2 separate regions of the Homo sapiens genome follow, and region 1 is linked to region 2. Evidence: read pairs that join two places in POLR2A ChIA-PET (ENCODE). Cell type or tissue: OCI-LY7. All regions are shown on one strand. Each heading gives the region's core, and the rest is flanking DNA. Links, peaks and the distances in the headings are about the cores only. Region 1 overlaps DMXL1 (Dmx like 1). Region 2 has its middle 9.0 kb from the start of DTWD2.

The links. Peaks named below come from ENCODE experiments on the same cell type or tissue, not always from the same donor. Only the 100,000 strongest peaks of a DNase experiment are listed, where the experiment ranks them.
Region 1: POLR2A ChIA-PET joins it to region 2 with 12 read pairs; 4 of 35 experiments call an interaction of 5 or more read pairs at or near these places.

What each region holds. Positions count from the first base shown.
Region 1 is chr5:119,134,604-119,150,867 of GRCh38, forward strand. It overlaps DMXL1 (Dmx like 1), which reads left to right. Exons shown (of 44, transcript NM_001290321.3): 14 at 9,238-9,327; 15 at 9,933-10,035; 16 at 12,234-12,353; 17 at 12,646-12,867; 18 at 14,136-15,818. It also overlaps the pseudogene RNU6-701P. Among named protein-coding and RNA genes, the nearest start is that of MIR5706, 12 kb to the right of the region's middle. In OCI-LY7, for the core only: no CTCF peak of the experiment used is centred there; no DNase peak of the experiment used is centred there.
Region 2 is chr5:118,990,561-119,004,588 of GRCh38, forward strand. It overlaps a transcript of DMXL1-DT not described here. Among named protein-coding and RNA genes, the nearest start is that of DTWD2, 9.0 kb to the left of the region's middle. In OCI-LY7, for the core only: no CTCF peak of the experiment used is centred there; a DNase peak (open chromatin) is centred at 5,711.

The DNA.
Region 1 (16,264 bases), core at 3,878-11,877, 150 kb after region 2:
TCCTGTAATATGTTTCTGTAACACTTCTTTACTCATAGATAAATGAGGACTACTGACAGTATAATGTAGAAGTTATATCGGCCCCCCTGCAATTATTTTATAGGCAGGAGGAGCTGGAACAACAGGAATAGAATTTTAATCTTAAACATGAAAAGAAAGAGCCCTTAGCTTGGTTACAGTTCAGACAAGAGTTCTTTCAGTATTGTTGTAAGGCTTTTGCCTTATGACAGGCCACATTTGTTCTCATACCCACCTAATAACAACCTTCTAACTGCATTGTCTTGGGACATCCAACAAGCAAGCGTTTCCACTTTTCTGGTTTTGGCGATTTTTCTTTTGGTATCCCCAGAGGCAGCCTTCGGCTGTACCAAGCTTTCTATTTAGGAGATTCAAGCCATCTCCCTGACTACCAATTAATGTATTTGTTAATGCTCGGCTTACAGAGTTGCATAAATGTCAGTGATCTGTTCCAATCCTGTTTTTTTCTGTAAGTTAATTTTAATGCATAATTTTGCAGAACACAAGGTTTTCCAAAGCATGTATATAGTATTACAGTAGAAATGTATATATTTTGGGGGGGGTCTTCTATTTATCAGGCATTTTTAAGTAATGGGAATTTAGATGTGAAGAAAACAGGTAAAAATTTGTATCATAGAGCTTATATTCGGGTGAAGGGAGATAGGAAGAAAACAGATAAAAATATATTAATTAAAAATACTATGGATAGAAACAGTGTTGCAGAAGAATTAGGAATTGCCAAGTAAGTTGCTGGTCAGGGAAAATTTCACAGAAAAAGTACTATTTGATTAAAGATCTGAAGGAGATGTGGGAACTAGATACGTAGATATTTATTAAAGAGAATGTGATTTGGGAAAACGGACAGCCAGTTCAGAGATCCCAAGGCCGGAGCATGTTTGGTATGTGATAAGGTTTGGCTCTGTGTCCCACCCAAATCTCATCTTGAATTATACTTCCCACGTGTTGAGGGAGGGACCTGGTGGGAGGTGATTGGATCATGGGGGCAGTTCTCCCATCCTGTTCTCATGATAGTGAGGGAGTTCTCACAAGATCTGATGATCTTAAAAGTGGCAGTTTCCCCTGTGCACGTGCCGTCTCCTGACACCTGTGAAGAAGGTGCTTGCTTCTCCTTTGCCTTCTGCCATGATTGTAAGTCCTGAGGCCTCCTGAGCCATGTAGAATTATGAATCAATTAAACTTATTTATAAATTACCCAGTCTCAGGTATTTCTTCATAGAGTGTAAAAACAGCCTACTACAGATAATTGGTACCAGGAGTGGGGCACTGCTATAAGGATAACCCAAAATGTGGAAGCGGTGTTGGAACTGGGTAACAGGCAGAGGTTGGAATAGTTTGGAGGGCTCAGAAGAAGACAGGAAGATGTGGGAAAGTTTGGAACTTCCTAGAGACTTGTTGAATGGTTTTGACCAAAATGCTGATAGTGATACGGACAATGAAGTCCCGGCTGAGGTAGTCTCTGATGGAGATGACGAACTTACTGGGATCTGGAGCAAAGATCACTCATGTTAATGCTTTAGCAAAGAGACTGGTTGCATTTTGGCCCTGCTCTAGAGATCTGTGGAACTTTGAACTTGAGAGATGATTTAGGTTATCTGGCAGAAGAAATTTCTAAGCAGCAAAGCATTCAAGAGGTCACCTGGCTTATTCTGAATGCATTCAGTTATATGTGTTTACAAAGAGATGGTTTGAAATTGAAATTTATGTTAACTTACGTTTAAAAGGGAAGCAGAGCATAAAGGTTTAGAAAATATGCAGCCTGACCATGTGGTAGAAAAGAAAAACTCATTCCTGGAGAAGAATTCAAGGGCTACAGAAATTTGCATAAGTAACCAGGAGCTGAATGTTAATAGCCAAGGCAATGGGGAAAATGTCTCTGGGACATGTCAAAGATCTTCATGGCAGCCCCTCCCATCAGAGGTCCAGAGGCCTAAGCGGGAAAATGGTTTCATGGGCCAGGCCCAGGGCCCAGCTGCTCTGTGCAGCCTTGGGATTCAGTGCCCTGCCTCCCAGCTGCTCTAGCTCCAGCCATGGCTAAAAGGGGCCGTGGTACAGCTGCGGCTGTTGCTTCAGAGAGTGCAAGCCCCAAGCCTTGGCAGCTGCCACATGGTATTGGGCCTGTGGGTATGCAGAAGATGAGAGTTGAGGCTTGGCAGCAACCACCTAGATTTCAGAGGATGTATGGAAACACCTGGATGTTCAGGCAGAGGTCTGCGGCAGGGGCGAAGCCCTCATGGAAAACTTCTACTAGGGCAATGCAGAGGGAGAAAGTGGAGTTGGAGCGTCCCACAGAGTCCCCACTGGGGCCTCATGGAACTGGGAGAAGAGGACCACCATCATCCTCCAGACCCCAAAAAGGTAGATCCACTGACAGTTTGCACCATGTGCCTGGAAAAGCCATAAGCACTCAACACTAGCCTGTGAAAGCAGCCACAGGCACTGTACCCTGCAGAGCCACAGGGGCAGAGTTTCCCAAGGCCGTGGGAACCCACACCTGTGTCAATGTGCCCTGGATGCAAGACATGTAGTCAAAGGAGATTTTGGAGCTTAAGATTTAATGACTGCCTGGCCAGGTTTCAGACTTGCATGGGGCTTATGGCCCCTTTGTTTTGGCCAGTTTCTTCTATTTGGAACAGAACATTTACCCAATGCCTGTGCTCGCATTGTATCTTGGAAGTAACCAACTTGCTTTTGATTTTACAGGCTCATAGGCAGAAGGGAGTTCCCTTGTCTCAGATGATACTTTGGACTTGGACTTTTGGGTTAATGCTGTAAGGAGTTAAGACTTTGGGGAACTATTGGGAAGGCATGATTGGTTTTGAAATGTGAAAAGGGGATTTGGGAGGGGCTTGGGTGGATTGATATGGTTTATTGCTGTGTGCTCACCCAAATCTCATTTCGAATTATAATTGCCACATATCAAGGGAGGCACCTGGTGGGAGGTGATAGGAACATGGTGGCCATTTCCCTTATGCTGTTTGCATTATAGTGAGCAAGTTCTCACAAGATCTGATGGTTTAAAAAGTGTCAGTTTCCCCTGCATGCTTTCTTTCCTGCCACCTTGTGAAGAAGGTGCTTGCTTCTCCTTCATCTTCCGCCATGATTGTAAGTTTCCTGAGGGCTCCCCTGCCATGCAGAACTGTGAGTCTGTTAAAATTACCCAGTCTCAGGTATTTATTTATAGCAGTATGAAAATGGACTAATACAGTATGTAAAGGAACAGCAAAAAGGCCACTGTGGCTGGAGCAGAGCATGTGAGGTGGAAAATAGTCAGGGATAAAGTCGGAAAGTTAGCCTGGCCAGGTCATATGAAGCCTGATAGGCCATTGTGGTAACTTCAGGTTTTACTCTGAATAACATGGAAACTATAGAAGAGGTATGAAATGATTTAGGTTTTAAATGATTCCTCTGGTGGCTATATAGATTAGACGTGGGATGCGGAAGTAGATCCAGAGAGACCAATTTAGGAACCAATTACAGTAGTCCAGGAGAGGGAAAAAAGGAGCTTAGAATATAGCAAGTGGTAATGGCAGAGATGATAAAAATGGCCAAATTCAAGATGTTGTTTAGAACATTGAATAGCTATGAATGGACTGGATGCGGTATGTGTGAGAAAAAAAGAGGACTCCCAAGGTTTGTGATTGAATATTAGGAAGAACAGAATTGCTGTGAATTGAGATGTGGAAGAATGTAGAAGTAGCAGGTTTTGAGGGGCAGGGAAATTCAAGAGTCTGGCTTTGGTCATATTAATTTTGAGATGCCTGTTTGACATCCAAAAGACATAGTAGGTTAGTATCTGGAGTTCAGAGAGAGGTCTGGCCTGAAAATATACAGTAGTTGTCAGCATATAAATTTGAAGTTGTGGAAGTGAATGAGATTGCCAAGGGTGAGACTATAGTTAGAAAACAGAAGTGTTAAGCCAGGAACGATGGCTCATGCCTGTAGTCCCAGCACTTTTGGAGGCCGTGGCAGGTGGATCACTTGAGGTCAGAAGTTTGAGACCAGCTTGGCCAACATGGTGAAACCCCATCTATTAAAAATATAAAAATTAGCCAGATGTGGTGGCAGGAACCTGTAGTCTCAGCTACCTGGGAGGCTGAGGCAGGAGAATCACTTGAAACTGGGAGGCAGAGGTTGCAGTGAGCCAAGATGACACGACTGCACTCCAGCCTTGGGTGACAGAGAGAGACACCATCTTAAGAAGTAATAGATTGAATGTGTGCTCACTTCAGCAGCACATAAACTGAAATTGGAATAATACTGAGAAGATGAGCATGGCTCCTGTGCAAGGATGACATGCAAATTCATGAAGTGTTCCATATTTCTCCAGAAGAGACTGGGGACCTATATTCAACATCCTTAAAGAAAAAAAAGTCTTCAACCAAGAATTTCATATCTAGTCAAACTAAGCTTCCGAAGTGAAGAAGAAATAAGATCCTTTTTAGATAAACCAATGTTGAGGGAGTTTGCCTTACAAGAGGTCTTGAAGGGAGTAGTAAATATTGAATGGAAAGATCACTACCACCTAATATAAAAACACACTTAAATATACACAGACCAGTAACACTATAAAGCAACCACACAAGCCAGCATAGTAACCAGCTAACAACATAATAACACAATCAGATCCACACATGTCAGTGCTAACCTTGAATGTAAACAGGCTTAATGCCCCACGTAAAAGGTATAGAGTGGCACACTGGATTTAAAAAAACAATGGTATGTGGTCTTCAAGAGACCCCTCTCACATGTAATGACACCCATAGGCTCAAAATAAAGGGATGGAGAAAAATCTACCAAGTAAATGGAAATCAGAAAGAAGCCGGGTTGCCATCCTGATTTCAGACAAAGCAGACTCTGAACCAACAAAGATTAGAAAAAGACAAAGAAGGGCATTACACAATGGTAAAGGGTTCAATTCAACAAGAAGACCTAACTATGGTAAATATATATGCAACCAACACAGGAGCACCCAGATTCATAAAACAACTTCTTAGAAACCTACAAAGAGACATAGACTCCCACACAATAATAGTGGGAGCCTTCAACACTTCAATGTCAGTATTAGACAGCTCATCGAGGCAGAAGAGTAACAGAGATATTCCGGACCTGAACTCAACATTGGACCAAATGTATCTGACAGACTGCTGCAGAACTCTCCACCCAAAACAACAGAATATATATTCCTCTCATTGCCACGTCACATACTCTAAATTGGACCACATAATTGGACATAAAACAATCCTCAGCAAATGCAGAAGAACCAAAATCATACCAAACACACTGTTGGACCACAGTGCAATAAAAATAGAAGTCAGGATTTAAAAAATAGCTTAAACCAGTCAATTACATGGATATTAAAAACATGCTCCTGAATGACTTTTGGGTAAATAGTGAAATTAAGACAGAAACCAAGAAGTTCTCTGAAAGTAATGGGAATAAAGATATAACATGCCAGAATCTCTGGGACACAACTAAGGCAGTGTTAAGATGGAAATTTATAGTACTAAATGCCCACATCAAAAAGTCAGAAAGATCTCAAACTAATAACCTAACATCACTACTGAAAGAACTAGAGAAGGAAAAACAAATCAACCCCAAAGCTAGCAGAAGATAAGCAATAATCAAAATCAGAGATGAACTGAAGGAAATCGAAACACAAAATACCATTCAAAAGATCAGCAATTCCAGGAAATGGCTGTTTGAAAAGATTAATAAGATAAGTACGTTGCTAACTAAGCCAATAGAAAATCCAAATAAACCCAATTAGAAATTACCAAGGGAATGTTAACCACTGACTCTACAGAAATAAAAACAATAATCAGAAACTACTACGAACACCTCTGTGCACACAGACTACAAAACCTACAAGGGATGGATAAATTCCTGGACATATACCCCCTCCTAAGACTGAACCAGGAAGAAATTGATTCCCTAAACAGACTAATACGAGCTCCGAAATTGAGTCAGTAATAAATAGCCTACCAACCGAAAAACCCAGGATCTGAGGGATTCATAGCTGAATTACACCAGATGCACAAAGAAGAGCTGGTACCATTCCTACTGAAACTATTCCAAAAAATTGAGGAGGAGGGACTCCTCCCCAACTAATTTTTTGAGGCCAGCATTATCCTGATACCAAAACCTGGCAGACACACACACACAAAAAGAAAACTTTAGCCCAATATCCTCTATGAATATCAATGCAAAAATCCTTGACAAAATACTGGCAAGCCAAATCCAGCAGCACATTAAAAAGCTAGTTCACAGTGATCAAGTAGGCTTAATTCCCGGGATGCAAGTTTTGTTCAACATATGAAAATTAAATGTGATTTATCACATAAGGAGAACTGAAGACAAAAAACACATAATTTTTTTGATAGATGCAGAAAAGGTTTTTGATAAAATTCAACATTCCTTCATGTTAAAAACTCTCAATAAACTAGGTGTTGAAGGAACATACCTCAGAATAATAAGAGCTATCTTTGACAGACTCTCAGCCAACATCATACTGAATGGGCAAAAGCTGGAAGCATTCCCCCTGAAAACTGACACAAGGAAAGGATGCCCTGTCTTGCCACTCCTATTCAGCATATTATTGGAAGTGCTGGCCACAGCAATCAGGAAAGAGGAATAAAAGGCATCTAAATAGGAAGAGAGGAAGTAAAACTATCACTGTTTGTACATGACATGTTTCTATATCTAGATAACCCTATGTCTTGGCCCAAAAGCTCCTAGATCTGATAAACAGCTTCAGTAAAGTTTCAGGATACAAAAATTAATGTAGAAGAAATGACTAGCATTCCTATACACCAACAACAGCTAATCTGAGAACCAATTCAGGAAGACAGTCCCATTCCCAACTGCCACAAAAAGAATAAAATACCTAGGAATACAGCTATCCAGGGGGGTGGAAGATCTCTACAATGAGAATTACAAAACATTGCTCAGATAAATCAGAGAAGACACAAACACATGGGAAAAACATCCTATGTTGATGGATAGAAAGAATCAATATCATTAAAATGACCATACTGCCCAAAGTATGGCCCAAAAATTTACAGATTCAATGCTATTCCTATCAAACTACCAACAACATTGTTCACAGAACTAGAGAAACCTATTTTAAAAGTCATATGGAACCAAAATAAGAGGCTGTGTAGCCAAGGCAATCGTAAAAAAAAGAACAGAGCTTTGAGGTATCATGTTACCCGACTTCAAACTATACTGCAGGGATACAGTAGCCAAAACAGCATAGTAGTGGTACAAAAACAGGCACATTGACCAATGGAACACAATAGAGAATCCAGATATAAGACCACACACCTACAACTGTCTGATCTTTGACAAACCTGACAAAAACAAGCAATGGGGAAAGGATTCCATTAATAAATGATGCTGGCAGAATTGGCTAGCCATATGTAGAAAATTGAAACTGGATCCCTTCCTTACATCATATACAGAAATCAACTCAAAATGGATTAAAGACTTAAATGTAAAACCTAAAACTCTAAAAACCCTGGAAGACAATCTAGGCGATACCATTCTGGACATAGGAATGGGCAGTGATTTCATGACAAAGACATCAAAAGCAATCATAACAGAGTAAATAGACAACCTACAGAATAGGAGAAAATATTTGCAAACTATGCATCTGAGAAAGGTCTGAATATCCAACATCTGTAAGGAACTTAAATTTACAAGAGAAAAACAGCTCCATCAAAAAGTGAGTAAAGGACATGAGCACTTTTCAAAAGAAGACATACGTGTGGCAACAAACATGATAAAAAGCTCAATCACTGATCATTAGAGAAATGCAGATAAAAACCGCAATGTGGCACCATCTCACACCAGTCAGAATGGCTATTATTAAAAAGTAAAAAAAAAAAAAAAAAAAAAGATGCTGATGAGGTTGCAGTGAAAAGGGAACACTTACACAGTGTTGATGGGAGTGTAAATTAATTCAACCGTTGTGGAAAGCAGTACTGTGATTCCTCAAAGAGCTAAAAACAAAACTGCCTTTTGACCCAGCAATCCCATTACTGGCTATGTACCTAGAGGAGTATAAATCATTCTGTGGTAAGGGCACATGCAGGCAAATGTTCATTGCAGCATTATTCACAATAGCAAAGACATAGAATCAACCCAAATGCCCATGAGTGACAGATTGGATTAAGAAAATGTGGTACATACACATGATGGAATACTGTGCAGCCATAAAAAAGAATGAAATGATGTAATTTGCAGGAACATGGGTGGAGCTGGCATTCATAAAGCAACTTCTTTATGGAGGCCATTCTTTAAGGAGGCCATTATCCTTAGCAAACTAACAGGAATAGAAAACCAGATACTGCATGTTCTCACTTACAAGTGGGAGCTAAATAATGAGAACTCATGAACCCAAAGAATGGAAAAACAGACACTGGGGACTTCTTCATGTTGGAAGTTGGGAGGAGGGAGAGGACCAGAAAAAATAACTCTCGGGTACTGGGCTTAGTACCTGGATGATGAAATAATCTGTACAACAAAGCCCTGTGACATGAGTTTAGCACACGTACTCCCAAACCTACAATGAAAGTTAAAAAAAATTAAAGATTGAATGCTGGAATGCTCGGTTAAAAGTAGGGTGGAAATACAAGGGTGAATGTGGTGTATAATGGAAGGCAAAAGAAAAAAAATATTTCAAGGAGGAAGAAGGAATGATTACCAAGATCAGATACTGCTGATAAAGGAAGTCTGATAAAGATTTGAAAATAGACCACTGAATTTAGCAGTGTGACCTTGACTAAAGCAGTCAGGACATGAATGGCTCAAGAGATCAGCATATTTGAATAGTATGTAATCTTGTTTCTTTAGCTCTATCCTTCCTATCTCAAAATTAATGTTTAAAAAGCACTAATTATTAGAACATTTCTAGGAGATTGAAATCAATTTTTCACATTTATGGATGTAATTTTTTTCCTTAACAGTTATCAAGCATTACTTTTATTTTTCTCTGTACCAACTGAGCTGTAATGCTTTTTCATTCGTTTGTTAATTCCTATAAAGACTAAAGACCTAGAATTTTTATAGTTGAAAGGGACTATATTTAGGCCCACTTGAATTTTATTGTTATTTATCTGTTATGCTTGAAATTTTGTTATTTACTCTTATTTGCATATGAATTGTTTAGTAAATTATAAATTTTTTTAAAAAAAACAGAAATATGTTGGTGAAGTCTTTAACATCGTCAGTCAACAATCAACAGCCAGGCCAGGATGCATTATTGCATTAGATCCCATTACCAAACTTGTAAGTATTAATTTTGGGGGGGAGGTATATTAAAAAAAAGTTTATGAAAGCATTTTGCATAAAATCTATATATTAATGTAATTTGAAAATTTGCTATATATTTACAGGTAGATTCAGTAATTAACTCATCACATAATAGATAACATATTATTGTATATTTTACTTCCTAGACTTCAAACTAGAAAACAAATTATCCTCATTACTATATTCACAGCCAAATAAATTTTCAAACTTTGACTCAAACATATTAGAAATATTATCATATTACCATTAGATTTAATAAAGTGGTGTTAGGTTCCTCATCCATGGTTATTGAAAATCACTGAAAAGAAAACTAGGTTCCAATTTGTGGCTAAATAAAAAACATTGGTGGATATTATTTCTTACTTATAAAGACTCATTGTAATGAAAGCAAATCATCTTGACCTAAATTTTTATATTCATCTGTTTAATCTAATGGAGGTGCCATACGCTTACGTTCTGCTGAACTTTTGACTTCTTATTCTGCCTTTAAATATCTCATTATGAAGTATTATTTTTCTGGCTATTTAGCATTAGGTAAATAACACATAGGTCAACTTACGTTGATATTTATTTATATTCAGCATGGCAGAAAAACCCAACTGCTTCATGTTTTTGAAGAAGACTTCATTTTGAATAACCTTGAGAAGAAAAGCCTTGGCAAAGACAGCATTTTATCTAATGCAGGTAAGGAAGAATTATTTATGGAATGAGAAATACTATGTACAGTATGTTAGGCAGTTAATAAAGATGAATTGGTAAAATGCTTTACATTGTCTATTTGAAGTAAAAATTGGGGTAGGTTTGTTTATTAAATATTTATCATAAATATGAGTATCTTTTTATTCTTAACCAGGTAATAAATACGAACAAAATTAAAGGGGCATCTTGGTTGTATGTTTTTTAAACTGCATAATAGAAATGCTTTATTATTAACATATGAGAGCTTTTTGCATGGATGGGGTCCTACCCATCCATTTGGATATTATGGACCTCCTGCCTTTTGAAAATTTATAATTTAAAGAAGTAGCTTAAAACTTCAAGCTAGAAGGTCCTTAATTTAAAAACTAATTGTCTTAATTAATGCTTTTATAATAAAAGTTTTTAAAATGTTAAACTCCTCTCATCAACACTTTACATGAAGGCACACTGAGTAAAATAAAGCTACAGTCTCTTGGTCATCACTTGCGATTACAGAGCCAAACCAAACTCAAAAATGGCATTCTTGAATATCACAATCTTATAAATCAATTATACAGTATGTGCCTGTTGCACAAAGAAGTTATCAAGATTCATATGTTAAATATCTTCTCCATTTGTTCAGACTTTTTTCTTCTCTTTTACATCATGTCTTTCTGCCACCTTTTCCATTTTTCTTTTATGAGAAGTACTCCTTAGAGTTCTGCACTTTTATGTTGACATCTAATTTCTTACCATTGCTTTTAGTCTTCTATCAGTTTTCTCTGAGTTAATGAGCTGTGCAAATACACTTTATGTGTTTTTTAAAACTCTGAACATGTTGGAAGTATGCTAAAAATGGGGATTAAAGATATCAGGCGTAAGAGATAAGATTATTTATTGTATAAACAAAACTATCCTTTTCATATTAAAATATTAATGAACATGTTAATATTGTTAACAATTTAAGTCTCTTTAAAACTTTTAAAAGAAGTTACTCTCCTTTGCATAATAAGGTTGAGTTTTTCTGTGTTCTTCTTGTATTCTAGCATTTGCTTTTTTCGGATTCTTCAATTTTTAATGTATTTTAATTCTCTTTAAGGCTAAGATTTTTCTTAAAATATTCAGGAAATTTTTACTTTTACCCAAAAACTATTATGTTCATTATTAGAGTTTCCTAGAAAATACCTAAGGAGTTAATGGTTTCATATCTTTTGCTCTATTATGAAGAAGAAAAATGTTTTACAAATATTTTCATTATTGGAGCATTTTTTGTTGTTAGTGAAATTATCAAAACTAGGATTGATTTCTATTCTGTTTACTTTTGTTATAATCTTTATCCTTTTCTCTTAATTTCTGTATTTTGGATGCCTAACTTAGAATACATTACCAAAGTTACCTTTTCATTTAGTCTCTCAATACAAGATGATTTAAAACATTTATGGTTACCTTTTTTAATTTTTTTGCTATGCAAATTTATAAAAGGGCAAAGTCTTTGTGCTCTAATAATACCTGCTTTCTCATGTTTTACATGTTCTACGATTTATTTTGTTTTTATAATGTAATTTTCGTTTACCTAATTGTGCACATAGTGAATAATAGATTATAATGAAGAAAACTTGGATTAAAATCTATTGTTAAAAAGGTTTTTCAGGCAATAATAAATCATTGATTTTTCTGATGTATTTTAAAAAGATATGTTTATTTTGAGCAACTCGTGTGCTGTTTATGCAATTTGGGAGAAGACAAATTTTCTTGAATGATATGTTTTATAATGAAAACTTATGGTTTGGCCATTGGATAAATATCATGAAGTCATCCATTATAGAACTTATTCATTTGAAAAATGTTTGGCACCACCATTTCATCATGATATGTTGAGTTGAAGTACATATTACATAGTTCCTATCTGTTTAGAAATTTCCTACTTCTTATGGTTTAATCTTTGTGAACAATTTGATGATGATGACTGTAAACCTATCAATTCAAACATGAAATAGCATACATATTATTGTAAAAATTTTAAGTTAATACAAATTCATGTGGTAAAGGATTTGAATATATTTTATAATACCACTTGTGTTTGAAGCCTTAGGTAAAAGTTTTTAATCTTCTTTTTTTAAAGTCCAATTATTTTAACTTGGCATGTTTAGCAAGTTGTCTCTTTTACACATAGTAACAGTGAAAAATATCATTAATACCAACAGGCAGCTCACCTAATGGATTTTCTGAGAAGTTCTACCTAATTGTAATAGAATGCACTCAAGACAACCGTTCACTGTTACACATGTGGAATTTACATCTAAAGTCAATTCCTGTCTCATTAGGTGAGTCTTTTGTGTGTGTGTTTGTGCAACTTTAATAGGTGTAAGTTAACAAATTACACAAAATTAGATAATTTGGGACATATTTCTTAAAGCCATTCTCATTAAATGGTGATAACTGTAGATTATTCAATTAATTCAAAAAGCTTTTCTTATTTTCTTTCTGTGAAGAATCATATTAATATGTTTACTATTTTATCTTTTACAAGGCAGTTTTGGATTGTAAAATGTAACAATCGTAATATTTATAGGGTTCCCCTGCCTCAGTTTTTGGTTCTTTTCTTATGTTTTGTAGATGAAAAAGTAGATACAAAATTATCCGAAGCGGTTTGGCAGCCAGAAGAACATTATTCTTCTTCTCCAGAGAAGATCCTATCTCCTTTTTCACAAAAGTATCAGGCTTGCAGAGCAAATCTCCAGAGTACCAGCAGGTTGACTCTGTTTTCAGAAATGGTTTATAGCCAAGAATTGCATTTACCAGAAGGAGTTGAGATAATAAGTATTAAGCCATCAGCAGGTTTGTAAATTTTATGAAAAGAGACTAATTTTGTAACACATGAGTATTTACCAGGTATTTAAAAATAGGTGCTGCAACTATCTCTTAAATCCACACAGAACTAGAAATGGAAATAATATATTCAAGTACCCTAAATTGAAGACTTATAGTTCTCATTATGTTTTCAGATTACTCTGACATTTATCAGCCAGTTCTAGTCTTAAATATTGATTTCTAAAACAAATTTTCTTTGTCTTTTTGGGAAGACAAAGGGACAGTTTCTGGAGCGGAGATGGTAACTAAGTTGTACTTTATTTGCAGACTTTGATGGTATTGGCAATAGCTGCCTGGAGCCATGATTCTGATTGTGTGGTTTCTGCTATATATTTATTATCCTTATTCCAGAGCAGTGGTTTTCAAAGTGTCCCCAGGCCAGCAGCATCAGCGTCCTGGAAACTTGTTAGAAATTGGCCACTCCATTTCTTGGGCCACCCAGGGTTACTGAATCTCAGACTCTGGGATGGGGCCCAGTGGCCTGGACTTACAAACCTTTAAAGTGATTCTTATGCTTGCAAAAGGTCAAGAACCACTGTTCTGGAGTATCAAGAATACTAATCAAAAATACAAATTAAGGCTTATGTTTTAGGAAACTAATAGTGCATGATTACTTTAAGTCTAAGCAAATGTTAAGTTGTAGTTAGGAATCTTCTCAGCATTTGTTATGGCAAATATACCTCAATCATGAAGGGCCCTGTAAAGTGACCATTCAGTACTTAAGTAAACATAGGCCATTCACATTTATATTGAAAAATGTGAAAGAGAAGGAGCCAGTGAGTGTTGACAAATTTAAAAAAATGCATTGATACCTTTAAAATTAGATTTATAATGTATAAAACTAGCAAAGAGCTGTGAAACAAATTCGGGATTAACTAGAATTAAATTCTGCCTATGCCTAAGTTGTTTGATTTAGGCCCAAGATGTTTAACCTTCAAGAATTGAAGTAAATTATCTCAGAGTTCCCTTTCAACTCTAGGTTTTGGTGATACTTTCTTTTTATATACCTTTCTGATGTCATTAAAAGCCTCTTTCTTACTATTCTTGCTGCCCCTTTTTAACTTAAATAAATATAGGCTGTCTATTATGCAGTTTAAAAAACATACAGCCAAGATGCCCCTTTGATTTTGTTCATATTTATAGTAGTTAATACAAAAGACTAAAATCGTAAGTACATAAAAACAGAAGTATTTAACCAAATTTGACATTTTGTTAACGGATTATTTTTATTTTAGGACATCTGAGTTCATCTTCTATATATCCTGCATGCAGTGCTCCTTATTTATTGGCAACTTCATGTTCAGATGAGAAAGTAAGATTCTGGAGATGCAGAGTAACAGATGGAGAATCTGCCACGTCAAAGAATGGAAAAATTGATCTTGCATACATTTGGGAAGAATGGCCATTACTTATTGAAGATGGACTTCAGAGCAATAGTAGTATAACTGTACCTGGTAGGCCTGTAGAAGTTAGCTGTGCACATACAAATCGTTTAGCAGTAGCTTATAAGCAGCCTGCATCTAATAGTAGATCTTCCCAGGACTTTGTGATGCATGTAAGTATTTTTGAATGTGAGTCAACAGGAGGTTCATGTTGGGTCCTTGAGCAGACAATTCATTTAGATGAGTTAAGCACAGTATTGGATTCTGGCATTAGTGTTGATAGCAATTTAGTGGCCTATAATAAACAAGACATGTATTTATCTAGTAAAGAGAATATCACATCAAACACAAAGCATTTAGTTCACTTAGATTGGATGTCTAGAGAAGACGGTTCTCATATCCTGACTGTAGGAATTGGATCAAAACTTTTTATGTATGGACCCCTGGCTGGCAAGGTACAAGACCAAACTGGTAAGGAAACCCTGGCATTTCCTCTCTGGGAGAGTACCAAAGTTGTGCCCCTTTCTAAATTTGTACTATTACGAAGTGTGGACCTAGTTTCTTCTGTAGATGGCTCCCCACCTTTTCCTGTTTCTTTATCGTGGGTCCGGGATGGCATCCTTGTGGTAGGAATGGACTGTGAAATGCATGTGTATTGCCAATGGCAACCATCTTCTAAACAAGAACCTGTTATAACAGATTCGTACAGTGGGAGCACTCCATCTATAACAAGTTTAATAAAACAGAGTAACTCCAGTTCTGGGTTACATCCTCCAAAGAAAACTCTGACTCGATCCATGACCAGTCTTGCACAGAAAATCTGTGGAAAGAAAACTGCATTCGATCCTTCAGTGGATATGGAAGATTCAGGTCTTTTTGAAGCAGCTCATGTACTTTCCCCGACTCTACCTCAGTATCATCCCTTGCAGCTTTTGGAACTCATGGATCTTGGTAAAGTTCGGAGAGCCAAGGCCATCTTGTCCCATCTTGTTAAGTGCATTGCTGGGGAAGTTGTGGCTCTGAATGAAGCTGAATCTAATCATGAACGCCGCCTTAGGTCTCTCACAATCAGTGCTAGTGGAAGCACTACCAGAGACCCCCAGGCATTCAACAAGGCTGAAAATACAGATTACACAGAAATAGATTCTGTTCCTCCACTTCCTTTATATGCCTTACTTGCAGCAGATGATGATAGCTGTTACTCATCTTTGGAGAAATCTAGTAATGAGAGTACGTTAAGTAAATCAAACCAATTATCTAAAGAAAGTTATGATGAGCTTTTTCAGACTCAACTTCTAATGACTGATACTCATATGTTAGAGACAGATGAAGAAAATACAAAGCCTAGAGTTATTGACCTTTCACAGTACAGTCCGACTTACTTTGGACCTGAGCATGCTCAGGTTCTTTCTGGCCACTTACTTCATTCTAGTTTACCAGGACTCAGCCGGATGGAGCAGATGTCTTTGATGGCCTTAGCAGATACAATTGCAACTACAAGCACTGATATTGGAGAAAGCCGAGACAGAAGCCAAGGTAAAACTAAACTCCGTACTGATAACATTTTTACTTACTTTCACAGAAAATAATTTTAAATAATTTTTATTAAAATGATGCCATTGGCTAGGCACAGGGGCTTATGCCTGTAAATTCAGCTCTTTGGGAGGCTGAGGCAGGAGGATCACTTGAACCTAGGAGTTTAAGACCAGTCTGGGCAACATAGTTGAGACCCCCATCTCTATGAAAACAAAAAAAAATTAGCCAGATATGGTGCCTCATGCCTATAGTCCTAGCTACTCAGGAGGCTGAGGTGGGATGATGCTTGAGCCCAGGAGGTTGAGCTGGCAGTGAACTGATTGTGCCACTGCACTACAGCCTGGACAATAGAGCAAGACCCTGTCTCTTAAAAAAAAAAATACCATGAAGGTTTTTTTTGGAAACATCTTTGCTACCTTCACAACAGTTTTAACTTTTTTTCCCCC
Region 2 (14,028 bases), core at 915-8,914:
CCCCTACAAGTCCATTGTCTCAGAGGCTGACCAAAATCAAAGAAAGCTTCCATCCAGGCAAGACACAGAGTTGAGAAAGGAGAGCCATTTTCCTCTATAGGAAGCAAGAAATTCACCCAATATCCAGGTTTGTGAACAATGACCTTCAGACGCCTGAGGAAACATGCAGGTGAGGTTACCACCTTGGGGCAGACCCAGGTATCAGACCATCAGTGACTCAGCTTCTGGGAAGTGCCAAGACACCAGAAAGGGAAGTAAAATATCCTTTATGGGATACAGACAACTTACTAGTGTCAAGATAATGTATTGAGGTGTTAATGTATGTTTTGTTTATCTCCCAACTTCAGGTAGAAAACCAGACTTTTATGCTCCTTTGCCTCAGAGGAGTTTGGGTAGTAAAGACTGAGGACAATCTTAGGTCCACGCCTGGTGTTGTGGGAAAAGGAGATCCTGTTACTGGTAGAGGAAAGGGCCTCAGTAATGTAAGGGATTGAATATCCTGCCAGGCCTGCAGTATGAGGATTCAGCATTGTATAAGATTTGATTTAAATGAAATAAAAACATGGTATTTTTTGCTATATTCATTTTCTATCACTGTGGAACTAATAACCACAAATTTAGTGGCTTTTTCCTTTGTTTTTTTTTTTTTTTTTGAGATGGAGTCTCGCTCTGCCGCCCAGGCTGGAGAGTAGTGGCGTGATCTGGGCTCACTGCGACCTCCGCCTCCCGGGTTCAAGCAATTCTGCCTCAGCCTCCCGAGTAGCTGGGACTACAGGCTGCGTGCCACCATGTCAGGCCAGTTCTTTTTTTTTTTTTTTTTTTTTTTTTTTTGAGACGGAGTCTCGCTCTGTTGCCCAGGTCGGACTGCGGACTGCAGTGGCGCAATCTCGGCTCACTGCAAGCTCCGCTTCCCGGGTTCACGCCATTCTCCTGCCTCAGCCTCCCGAGTAGCTGGGACTACAGGCGCCCGCCACCGCGCCCGGCTAATTTTTTGTATTTTTAGTAGAGACGGGGTTTCACCTTGTTAGCCAGGATGGTCTCGATCTCCTGACCTCATGATCCACCCGCCTCGGCCTCCCAAAGTGCTGGGATTACAGGCGTGAGCCACCGCGCCCGGCCCAGTTCTGTATTTTTAGTAGAGACAGGGTTTTACTGTGTTGATCAGGCTGGTCTTGAACTCCGGACCTCAGGTGATCCACCCGCCTCGGCCTCCCAAAGTGCTGGGATTACAGGACTGAGCCACCGCGCCTGGCCACTTATTTTTCTTTTAAGTGAAAACCAAGTTTATTAGGCAAGCAAAAGAATAACAAATGGCTACTCCACAGGCAGAGCAGCAGCTTAGGCTACTTCATCAAGGATACTTTTTTTTTTTTTAATTATTATTATACTTTAAGTTCTAGGGTACATGTGCACGACATGCAGGTTTGTTACATATGTATACATGTGCCATGTTGGTGTGCTGCACCCATCAACTCGTCATTTACATTAGGTCTATCTCCTAATGCTATCCCTCCCCGCTCCCCTCACCCCACAACAGGCCCTGGTGTGTGATGTTCCCCTTCCTGTGTCCAAGTGTTCTCATTGTTCAATTCCCACCTGTGAGTGAGAACATGCAGTGTTTGGTTTTCTGTCCTTGCGATAGTTTGTTGAGAATGATGGTTTCCAGCTTCACCCATGTCCCTACAAAGGATATGAACTCATCCTTTTTTATGGCTGCATAGTATTCCATGGTGTATATGTGCCACATTTTCTTAATCCAGTCTATCATTGATGGGCATTTGGGTTGGTTCCAAGTCTTTGCTAATGTGAATAGTGCCGCAATAAACATATGTGTGCATGTGTCTTTATAGCAGCATGATTTATAATCCTCTGGGTATATACCCAGTAATGGGATGGCTGGGTGAAATGGTATTTCTAGTTCTAGATCCTTGAGGAATAGCCACACTGTCTTCCACAGTGGTTGAACTAGTTTACAGTCCCACCAACAGTGTAAAAGTGTTCCTGTTTCTCCACATCCTCTCCAGCACCAGTTGTTTCCTGACTTTTTAATGATTGCTATTCTAACTGATGTGAGATGGTATCTCATTGTGGTTTTGATTTCCATTTCTCTGATGGCCAGTGATGATGAGCATTTTTTCATGTGTTTTTTGGCTGCATAAATGTCTTCTTTTGAGAAGTGTCTGTTCATATCCTTTGCCCACTTTTTGATGGGGTTGTTTGATTTTTTTCTTGTAAATTTGTTTAAGCTCTTTGTAGATTCTGGATACTAGCCCTTTATCAGATGGGTAGATTGCAGAAATTTTCTCCCATTCTGTAGGTTGCCTGTTCACTCTGCTGGTAGTTCCTTTTGCTGTGCAGAAGCTCTTTAGTTTAATTAGATCCCATTTATCAATTTTGGCTTTTGTTGCCATTGCTTTTGGTGTTTTAGACATGAAGTCCTTGCCCATGCCTATGTCCTGAATGGTATTGCCTAGGTTTTCTTCTAGGGTTTTTATGGTTTTAGGTCTAACGTTTAAGTCTTTAATCCATCTTGAATTAATTTTTGTATAAGGTGTAAGGAAGAGATCCAGTTTCAGCTTTCTACATATGGCTAGCCAGTTTTCCCAGCACCATTTATTAAATAGGGAATCCTTTCCCCATTGCTTGTTTTTGTCAGGTTTGTCAAAGGTCAGATGGTTGTAGATGTGTGGTATTATTTCTGAGGACTCTGTTCTGTTCCATTGGTCTATATCTCTGTTTTGGTACCAGTACCATGCTGTTTTGGTTACTGTAGCTTTGTAATATAGTTTGAACTCAGGTAGCATGATGCCTCCAGCTTTGTTCTTTTTGCTTAGGATTGTCTTGGCAATGTGGGCTCTTTTTTGGTTCCATATGAACTTTAAAGTAGTTTTTTCCAATTCTGTGAAGAAAGTCATTTGTAGCTTGATGGGGATGGCATTGAATCTGTAAATTACCTTGGGCAGTATGGCCATTTTCACGATATTGATTCTTCCTATCCATGAACATGGAATGTTCTTCCATTTGTTTTTGTCCTCTTTTATTTCATTGAGCAGTGGTTTGTAGTTCTCCTTGAAGAGGTCCTTCACATCCCTTGTAAGTTGGATTTCTAGGTATTTTATTCTCTTTGAAGCAATTGTGAATGGGAGTTCACTCATGATTTGGCTCTCTGTTTGTCTGTTATTGATGTATAGGAACGCTTGTGATTTTTGCACATTGATTTTGTATCCTGAGACTTTGCTGAAGTTGCTTATCAGCTTAAGGAGATTTTGGGCTGAGATGATGGGGTTTTCTAAATATACAATCATGTCATCTGCAAACAGGGACAATTTGACTTCCTCTTTTCCTAATTCAATACCCTTTATTTCTTTCTCCTGCCTAATTGCCCTGGCCAGAACTTCCAACACTATGTTGAATAGGAGTGGTGAGAGAGGGCATCCCTGTCTTGTGCCAGTTTTTCAAAGGGAATGCTTCTAGTTTTTGCCCATTCAGTATGATATTGGCTGTGGGTTTGTCATAAATACCTCTTATTATTTTGAGATACGTCCCATCAATACCTAGTTTATTGAGAGTTTTTAGCATGAAGAGCTGTTGAATTTTGTCAAAGGCCTTTTCTGCATCTATTGAGATAATCATGTGGTTTTTGTCTTTGGTTCTGTTTATATGATGGATTACATTTATTGATTTTCGTATGTTGAACAAGCCTTGCATCCCAGGGATGAAGCCCACTTGATCATGGTGGATAAGCTTTTTGATGTGCTGCTGGATTCAGTTTGCCAGTATTTTATTGAGGATTTTTGCATCAATGTTCATCAGGGATATTGGTCTAAAATTCTCTTTTTTTGTTGTGTCTCTGCCAGGCTTTGGTATCAGGATGATGCTGGCCTCATAAAATGAGTTAGGGAGGATTCCCTCTTTTTCTATCAATTGGAATCGTTTCAGAAGGAATGGTACCAGCTCCTCCTTGTACCTCTGGTAGACTTTGGCTGCAAATCCATCTGTTCCTGGACTTTTTTTGGTTGGTAGGCTATTAATTATTGCCTCAGTTTCAGAGCCTGTTAATTTGTCTATTCAGGGATTCAGCTTCTTCCTGGTTTAGTGCACCAATAATATTTATAGTTATTTCTTGATTATATGTTAAACAAGGGGTGGATTATTTATGAGTTTTCCAGGAAAGGGGTGGGCAATTTCCAGAACTGAGGGCTCCTCCCCTTCTCAGACCACACAGGATTACTTCCTGATGTTGCCTTGGCATTTGCAAACTGTCATGGTGCTGATGGGAGTGTCTTTTAGCATACTAATGCATTATAATTAGCATATAATGAGTGCTGAGGACGACCAGAGGTCACTTTCTTGGCCATATTGGTTTTGATGCGATTGGCCAGCTTCTTTATCACATCTTTATGACCTGTACCTTGTGCTGACTTCCTGTCTCATCCTGTGACTTAGAATGCCTAACCTCCTGGGAATTCAGCTCAGTAAGTCTCAGCCTTATTTTACCCAGCTCCTATTCAAGATGGAATTGCTCTGGTTCAAACGCCTCTGACATATTTCCCACCTTCCTTTCATACGAGAACCCTTAATGCTAAGGGTTTTAGAGGGACAAAGATCCATCTTCTGTAGCTTCTTCAGGCTGAATAGGGGTGATGATATTCCTGCCTAACTACTAGGGTCTCTTGTATTTGGGGTAGAGAGGAGCTTAGTCAGAAAGCATCAGTATGGTGAGGGCCATCCATAACTCTGCAAAAGGTGATATCTGGAAGATTAATAGGTGTCCAATTTAAGATAACATTGAGTAAACTTACCCTGAATTCTTACACGGAGAGTACAGCAGCAACATATTCCGCAACAGTAAAACAAAACTATCCCAAGTAAACTAGTTAAGAAAGCTTTCCATGAACTGGGCAATTTGAAACCAAGCTGATATGGTGTCACTACCTGATTCCAATATATGCCCAGAATTACAATATTGATCTATATTTTTACATTATCCATCCCCCTTGTTTTGTTTGAGCAGCAGGCAGAGATCACTGACTGGTTCACAGGAATGAGTGTTCAGTCTAAATTGCAGGGAAAACATCCTCAAAAACAACTGATGAGGTTACAATCTAATAATAACTGTACCATAGTTCTTGAAACATAGTTTTTCTCTCTTCAATCTCCCATTTTTACTAAATACAAATCATGGTAAAACCAATTTGCCTTATTATACTTAGCCTGATTATTTGTATAAAGTGCAGCAGGAATAATTATTTGCCGCATAGGCTTATTTTAATTAGCTTTGATGGAACTTTTGTTCCATCAAAGGAATCTTAGATAAGACTTTTTTAAAAGCCCAGCCCAGCTATGGGGTTGTACTGTCAAATACCTATGAGTTGGGTAAGTTCCTCTTCTCTTGAGATCCCAAGATAATTTGGGGCTTCTGGGCCTGTCAAAAACTGACATTCTTTACTTACCACAGGTCTGGAACTCTATACAGGGACTATGTAGACAGGGTATGAGGTGAGGCCAGTTTCCCAAGGGGTTTTTATTGGATTTATAAGTCAAATTTGATTCCTTAAAAGAAAGCATGCTATTCCAGTCAAAACCTTGGTAAAATAACCAGTGTCTCCAATTGTGTCCCGTTACAAAAGAAAACAGATACTTATTGCACTTATGCAAATAACTATATTGCCATAAATTGAGAATGCTCACAAATAATTTCCAATTCTGGAGAAATCAGGTAGAGAGAAATAAATATGCTCCAAATTTTGTTCACAGGAATAGACTTTACTCAATTGATAAAAGCTGTAAGTAACTTGAAAGTTTTCTTGGCTCTGAAACACAAAACAAAGGATCAGCAATGTTTTAAACAAAAAAGTCAAAAAGATTACTTCAGTCTTCTATTAATTCAGTCTATGTAATTAACTCCTGTTGTGCTTGATATTCATGAACATTCAGCTCTCCATGCGAGTCCTGAAACTTTTTTCGTCTACTGTAATGTTACAATCTCCAAAGTTATTAGAAATGTGCACTTAAGAGCACCTGTCAAAGTCCTATAGCTGATTATAAACCACCTTTTGAAGAGGATCAAAATTAGACAATTGTCTGTGGATGACAGTCTTAGGTCAGCCACTATTAAGAGCCACAATTGACAAGAAAATTTGGTTACTTCTTTGGCATACAACAATTTTACATAACAATTATAACTATTAATAACAAAACTAAGTCATATTAGAATTATGAGTTTACATGATTTTGGAATACACACCAATTACATTTATACAAATACAGCCCAAAGAAAGCCAAATACCATTTTATATTTGACTACACTTCCTGTATGATTTTTATTTTTATTTCTATTTTTGAGTCAGAGTCTCACTCTGTCACCCAGGCTGGAGTGCAGTGGTGCAATCTCAGCTCACTGCAACCTCTGCCTCCTGGGTTCAAGTGATTCTCCTGCCTCAGCCTCCCAAGTAGCTGGTATTACAGGCACATACCACCACGCCCAGCTAATTTTTGTGTTTTTAGTAGAGACAAGGTTTCACCATGTTGGCCAGGCTGATCTCAAACTGCTGATCCCAGGTGATCCATCTGCCTCAGCTCCCCAAAGTGCTGGGATTACCAGTGTAAGCCACCATGCCCGGCTCTACATGATTTTTGTACCAAATAAGCCAAATATGTCTCTTTTGAACTTTAGGGGACCTAATATCTAAAAGATTAATTAGGTCAGAGAAAAACGTAATTTAGAGTATGATTTTGGAAAGTTTGTCAGACATCAAAGGTTTAAAACACGATAACATAAAATAGAATCCCAGGCCACCATAAGTTATTCATTCAGGCAAAATGATGACTTAAAAATATTTTTAGAGGCAAAAACCTTTATTCATTAAGAGGGAAGACTTAGCTTTCTAAACAATCTGTGTCTTTTTTTTTCTTTTCTTTCTTTTTCCTATAGTTTATTTAAAAGGCAAACAAAAATCTTTCTTTTTTTTTGATAGTACATGAAAATCTTGTTCAAGAGAGAAAACCAAATTTTACCCTTTGCGTTAGTGTACTATTAATGTCAACCCCAATTTTTAATAAAACTTTATAGACAAATCTATCCAATTTTTATGTCTGATCATAAGGTAAGATTCTCATAAACCTTTTACAAATCTTTACAAATTTTTGTTAAAGAACAGATTAGTGCTGTAAGAAAAACCTGTTATGCCTTTATTCCAATATTCCAAAGGGTATTCCAATGAATACCCTTTTAACTTTAGCCAATATGTTCACACATAGAATTTCTTTTACAAGATTAATTTTTCACAAATCTTCCACAACTTACTCAAACCTTCAGCTTTATTCTACTTAACTTAAAACAATCCTTTAACCGTTTAGGCACACAAAAAAATCTACATTCTCATGACATCTTATAATCTTTTACAAAAAACACATTTCGCTTTCCTTACACATCTTGCATGTAAAGCTGTTTTTATTTCCAAGATTACTAAAGTCATGTGAACTAAAAGGCATTAAAGTTTTTACTTTTCTGACAAAATATTTGAGTTAAGCGTTTATTATTTTTAAAACAAATAAAGCTCTTTCTTATGTAAACATCACACACACGGCCAGGCGCGGTGGCTCACGCCTGTAATCTCAGCACTTTGGGAGGCCGAGGCAGGTGGATCATGAGGTCAGGAGTTCGAGACCAGCCTGGCCAACATGGTGAAACCCCATCTCTACTAAAGATACAAATATTAGCCAGGTATGATGGCGGGTGCTTGTAATCCCAGCTACTCAGGAGGCTGAGGCAGGAGAATTGCTTGAACCCAGGAGGTGGAGGTTGCAGTAAGCCAAGATCATGCCACTGCACTCCAGCATGGGTGACAGCAAGACTCCATCTCGGGGAGAAAAACTAAGTAAATAAAAATCATACAATCTCCCTCTCCCTCTCCCTTTCCCTTTCCCCCTCCCCCTCCCCCTCCGCCTCCCTCTCCGCACGGTCTCCCTCTGATGCCGAGCCGAGGCTGGACTGTACTGCCGCCATCTCGACTCACTGCAACCTCCCTGGCTGATTCTCCTGCCTCAGCCTGCCGAGTGCCTGGGATTGCAGGCACGCGCCGCCACGCCTGACTGGTTTTCGTATTTTTTGGTGGAGGCGGGGTTTCGCCGTGTTGGCCAGGCTGGTCTCCAGCTCCTGACTGCGAGTGATCTGCCAGCCTCGGCCTCCCGAGGTGCCGGGATTGCAGATGGAGTCTCGCTCACTCAGTGCTCAATGTTGCCCAGACTGGAGTGCAGTGGCGTGATCTCGGCTCGCTACAACCTCCACCTCCCAGCCGCCTGCCTTGGCCTCCCAAAGTGCCGAGATTGCAGCCTCTGCCCGGCCGCCACCCCGTCTAGGAAGTGAGGAGCATCTCTGCCTGGCCGCCCATCATCTGTGATGTGAGGAGCGCCTCTTCCCGGCCGTCATCCCGTCTAGGAAGTGAGGAGCGTCTCTGCCCGGCCGCAACCCTGTCTGGGAACTGAGGAGTGTCTCTGCCCCGCCGCCACCCCATCTGGGAGGTGAGGAGCGTCTCTGACCAGCCGCCCCGTCTGAGAAGTGAGGAGCCCCTCCACCCGGCAGCCACCCCGTCTGGGAAGTGAGGAGCCCCTCCGCCCAGCAGCCGCCCCATCTGGGAGGTGTACCCAACAGCTCATTGAGAACGGGCCATGATGACAATGGCGGTTTTGTCGAATAGAAAAGGGGGAAATGTGGGGAAAAGAAAGAGAGATCAGATTGTTACTGTGTCTGTGTAGAAAGAAGTAGACATAGGAGACTCCATTTTGTTCTGTACTAAGAAAAATTCTTCTGCCTTGGGATGCTGTTAATCTATAACCTTACCCCCAGCTCTCTGAAACATGTGCTGTGTCCACTAAGGGTTAAATGGATTAAGGGCGGTGCAAGATGTGCTTTGTTAAACAGATGCTTGAAGGCAGCCTACTCGTTAAGGGTCATCACCACTCCCTAATCTCAAGTACCCAGGGACACAAACACTGAGGAAGGCAGCAGGGCCCTCTGCCTAGGAAAACCAGAGACCTTTGTTCACATGTTTATCTGTTGACCTTCCCTCCACTATTGTCCTATGACCCTGCCAAATCCCCCTCTCCCAGAAACACCCAAGAATGATCAATAAATACTAAAAAAAATAAAATAAAATAAAAATCATACACACATCACATATAAATATAGACAGAAGAAGATCCAGTAATTTTAAGATTTTTCATTTGCCAGTTTTTTTAATTACTGACTCCAGGGTGGAGCCCTTGGAGGAACAGGGCCAGGAAAGCATGAAGTTCCTATGGCCTAATAAGCAGGCACAGCTGAAAGGCAAAACATCCCTCAAAATTAAGGGTCTCATTTTTTACCAGATCCTGGATCCCAAAGAAAGAGAAGTGCTATGGAATAAGACAATGCAGTGATTTTGCCATGCATTTGATTGCAAAGCAATACAAAGCCAATCAGCCCATTCTGTAATTAGCCCATCTTTCATGAGAGTCTTACCTCTCAGTAGCGGGTAGGGACATTTTCATTTCTTTTAGGTAGCCAAAGGCATGCTTCTCTAATCCAAACATGCAAAGAGCTATCTCCCCATAACTTCCATTAGCCAGCCCCAGAAGTACATTTCCTATCTAGTTATTACAACCAAAGCTCTCTCATAGTGTGAAGTAATTTCTGCTAACCCCAAAAGTCAAAACCATTAGATAAGGCAATGCAAAATACAACAGAGCTTTAGATTTTGAGAAGGATTTATCTGCTTTCAATTCCAGGGGTTTCATGAGGAAAACAGAGGTTTTTCCCAAAACAGGGTCTGTGGTGCCTCCTCTGTTTTTCCCAGGGAGTCCCATAAAACTTGAATATCCACTTTTAAAAAGCTGACTTTTAACCATAGTACTCTTTAAAAAATCTTTTTAAGTCTCTTATTACATGACTTTAGCCAGGCCAAACAGCCAATATTTTTGTGCTCAGAGAAAGGAAAATTCAAGACAGTTAGTGGAGGGGAAGAGAATCAACAAATAGTGAAGGTCACACAGACAAACCAGAAAGGACTCATTCACTAAGCAAGGAATTGAACCCTGAACCTGGGCCACCATTAAGAAAAGATAAAGCCTTAGCCACTAAGCTACAGCATTGGGCAGTTTCTGATGCTTTTTCCCAGAAGGAGCCTAAAGCATCCAATTTTGTGCTTTGCAATGGGTTTTAACTGCTCAAGACAATTTTTAGAGCTGACTATGACATGAACCCTAAAATTCCTTTTCCCTGGAAAGGGGAGAGCAAGCAAAAGTACTGCCACATGATTACAAGGACATTTTTCAGTGTGTGGTCTCTGGGCAAGATGTTTGTCCTGAGTAATAGAAAAGATAAGAAAGGGAAAGGAAAGGGAGAAAAGCATTGCCTGAGGCAGGGTGGGGAAGGCAAGGTGCTCAGGGAGGCCAGAGAAAGACCCACCCAATGCAGTGACACTGAATCAAAAGTTCAGGCAGCCACTTGTCAGTTGGGGAGGGATCTTTTCCAGCAGCTCCGTCAGCTCTAAAGTTTCCCCCTTTGGGGATGAAAAAGCTCCCCATGCCCCACGGTCCTGTACATGACTAACCCTGTCACCCATAGCCTTCAGCAAAGAATGCAAGGCAGATTAATCCAAAGAGAATAGTGGTTAACTTCCCATAATAACAAATCTATTTTTAACCAAAAGGGACTTTACTGAGAGGGTGGTCTCTAACCCCCTAAATCTTAGGGAGGACTCTAACCTTCCTAAGTTCAGCCTTGACCCTAAGTTTGGTCAAGCATCCTTGCCTTTTATTAAGAGGGGCTTTTAACCCACTCTGTCTTAGGAGAGACTCTAACTCCCCTAAGCTGGGCCTCTAACCCAATCCCATCCTTTACCCAGGTACAGCACCACTTACCCAGAGTCAGCCAATCAGTGCTGCAGTCTGTTTCCTTTGAGTCCGGGGTCTCCTCAGTATCACTTCTTTGGGATTCATCAGGAAGATGTTACCAGAAAGGGGTCCTGATCCAAACCCCAAGAGAATGTTCTTGGACCTCACACAAAGAAGAGTTTGAGGCAAATTCATAAAGTGGAAGCAAGTTTATTAGGAAAGTAAAGGAATAGAGAATGGCTACTCCATAGGCATAGTAGTCAATTTAGTGGCTTTTTAACAGATACTTTTTTTCTCCAACCCCTCCTACCAACATACATTATTTATCTTACAGCTCTGTATGTCAGAAATCTGACATGGATCCCACAGGACTAAAATCTAGATGTTGGCAGGCTGGATTCTTTTGGAGGTTCTAAAGGATAATCTGTTTTCTTGCTTATCTAGGTGTTGGCAGAATTCAGTTCATTGTGGTGGTTATTTTCCTGCTGTCAGCTAAAGGCTAGTCTCAGCTTCTAGAGGTAACCCATGTTCTCTGGCTTATGGCCCCCATCCTCCATCTGTGAAGCCAGCAGGGGCAGGTTGAGTCCTTCTCATGTTCTGAATCTCTCCTGCCTCTTTTTCCATTACATCTTTCTAACCAACTCTCTGCCTTCCTTTTCCACTTCCATTTCTACCCAGATAATCCAGGATAATCTCCCTATTTTAAAATCAAATGGTTATCAAACTGAATTCCCTTTTGCCGTGAAGCAACATATTCATAAGGCTTTATACCAGAGGACAAAGATCACAGGGGTCAAAATTCTGCCCACCATAAATTTGCTCGCCTGAATTCCTGCTTGCAAATTCATACAAACTACATATGAAAAAAATGGAAATATATTTACCAAAAAAATCAATATTTCTATCAAGATACTGAGATTAAAGGTCTGGGTGTGTTTTTCTTATATCTTACAGATATTCTACACAATGACCATGTAAATACTATTTTTAGAAGAATATGGAACGTTAACTAGACATCAACATCTAATAATGGTCTGTTTAATACCAAGCTATATAAGTGGAAGATAGTTTCTATTAATTCCCTTCTTTGGTTAACTTGCTGACCTTTCCTTAATAATGTATTTCTAATTTTTTCTTTTCTTTTTTGAGACGGAGCCTGCTGTTGCCCAGGCTGGAAATGCAGTGGCATGATCTCAGCTCACTGCAACCTCTGCCTCCCAGATTCAAGCCATTCTCCTCCCTCAGCCTCCCAAGTAGCTGGGATTACAGGCGTGTGCCACCACAGCTGGCTAATTTTTGTATTTTTAGTAGAGACAGGGTTTAGTAGAGACAGGGTTTCACTATGCTGTCCAAGCTGGTCTCGAACTCCTGACCTCAGGTAATCCACCTGCCTCAGCCTCCCAAAGTGCTGGGATTACAGCCATGAGCCACCACACCCAGCCATATTTCTAATTTTTTAATGTGAGTTAGTAGTGAGTCCAGTGATGCTAATATTTAATGCAAGGTCCTCAAGTACAACTATCATGATTATTTTTATATAAGTTATTCTTAAATGACTTCGTTGATGATAGAGAGGTCTCCTTCTTTCTCTCAACCTCCAGGTTGAGATAGTTTTTCTTAGGGCAGGGCCTTCCTTCACAGCTTCATGCCTTTCACCCTTTCACCCAAATTGTCACCAATATGTCCTGAACCGTTTCTTTATTAGTTATACCATTGGTATAATGCTTGTCTTTTTGTTTCTTTAAGTTTCCTGACACTAGCTATCTATAAAAATGTCTTTTTCTGCCTGATTTTCCTCAGGGATCTATTCTAATTTTTATATTTTTTGGCTGTGCAGTGTTGCTTTTATATTTTCTTAAAATTCTAGGTTAATTAAATTGGATATTTATTATTTCTTCTTTTTCACATGTGAAGACCCACTATATTACTTCTTATCCACATATAGAATATATAATCTTAAAATAATCTTAGTCTTCTGCCTGTAGGATTTCTTTTTAGAGGAATGTTGCATAGGCTGAACTAGAACTCCTGGCCTCAAGCAATCTTTCTACCTCCTGATTAGTGGGAATTATAGGCACCGACTGCAGCAAAGGATTTTTTTTTCCTTTTTTTTTTCTCCATCTTGGTGAATACAGGGATTTTTTTTTAAAGCACTTTATTTGCTTGGATTTGTTTGTTTCACCAATCAGTTTTATAACAGGGTGTGTATATATATATATATAAAATATGTAAAATATATAATATAAATTTATAATTACATATAATATAAATTTATATATAATATATATTTTATATATATATATATGTGTATTTTTTGTAGACAGAGTCTCACTCTGTCACCCAGGCTGGAGTGCAGTGGCTCAATTTCCCCTGGGTTCAAGCCATTCTCCTGCCTCAGCCTCCTGAGTAGCTGGGACTATAGGTGCACACCACCATGTCCAGCTAATTTTTGTATTTTTAGTAGAGACAAGGTTTCATCATGTTGGCCAGGTTGGTCTCGAACTCCTGACCTCAAGTGATCTGCCTGCCTTGGTCTCCCAAAGTGCTGGGATTACAGGCATGAGTCACCACACCCAGCCAATTTTATATTTTGAATTAAATATTCCTACTGGGAGTTAAATAATTAAAATTGTAAAACCCAATTCTGATTACTGGGAATTTAATTTAACTATTTGAATGAAATAAAAATTAACTCTATTACTAGAATCATCTAATTTTCAAGCAAGAAAGGCATTTAAAGATTACGTAGCACAGTACTCCTCCAGCCTGGCTCACATTAGAATCACGTGAGGAACCCCCAGGCCAATTACATTAGAACATGGTATCAGGGGGAAACTTGCAGGCATTAGTACTCCTGGGAAATCTGTCCTGCAGCTTGAATTGAAAACCGCTGACCTAATCTAAGATTTTACTTCTACAGATGAAAAAGTTAAAGCTCAAAGGAAAACGACCAGGTAAAAAATTCAAGCCTCCTGACTTCAAACCTACTGAGTTTTCTACTCCACAGATTGTTCTCCATCTTTGAGGTGTTCGAAGGCTTCTCTAGAGCATTCATAATTGTTCATGAAGTCCTAGGTTCTACCTCAAACCTAATGAAGCAGAATTTGTCACTCCTTAGGTAATCCAGATGAGCACCAAAGTTGAGAAACATTG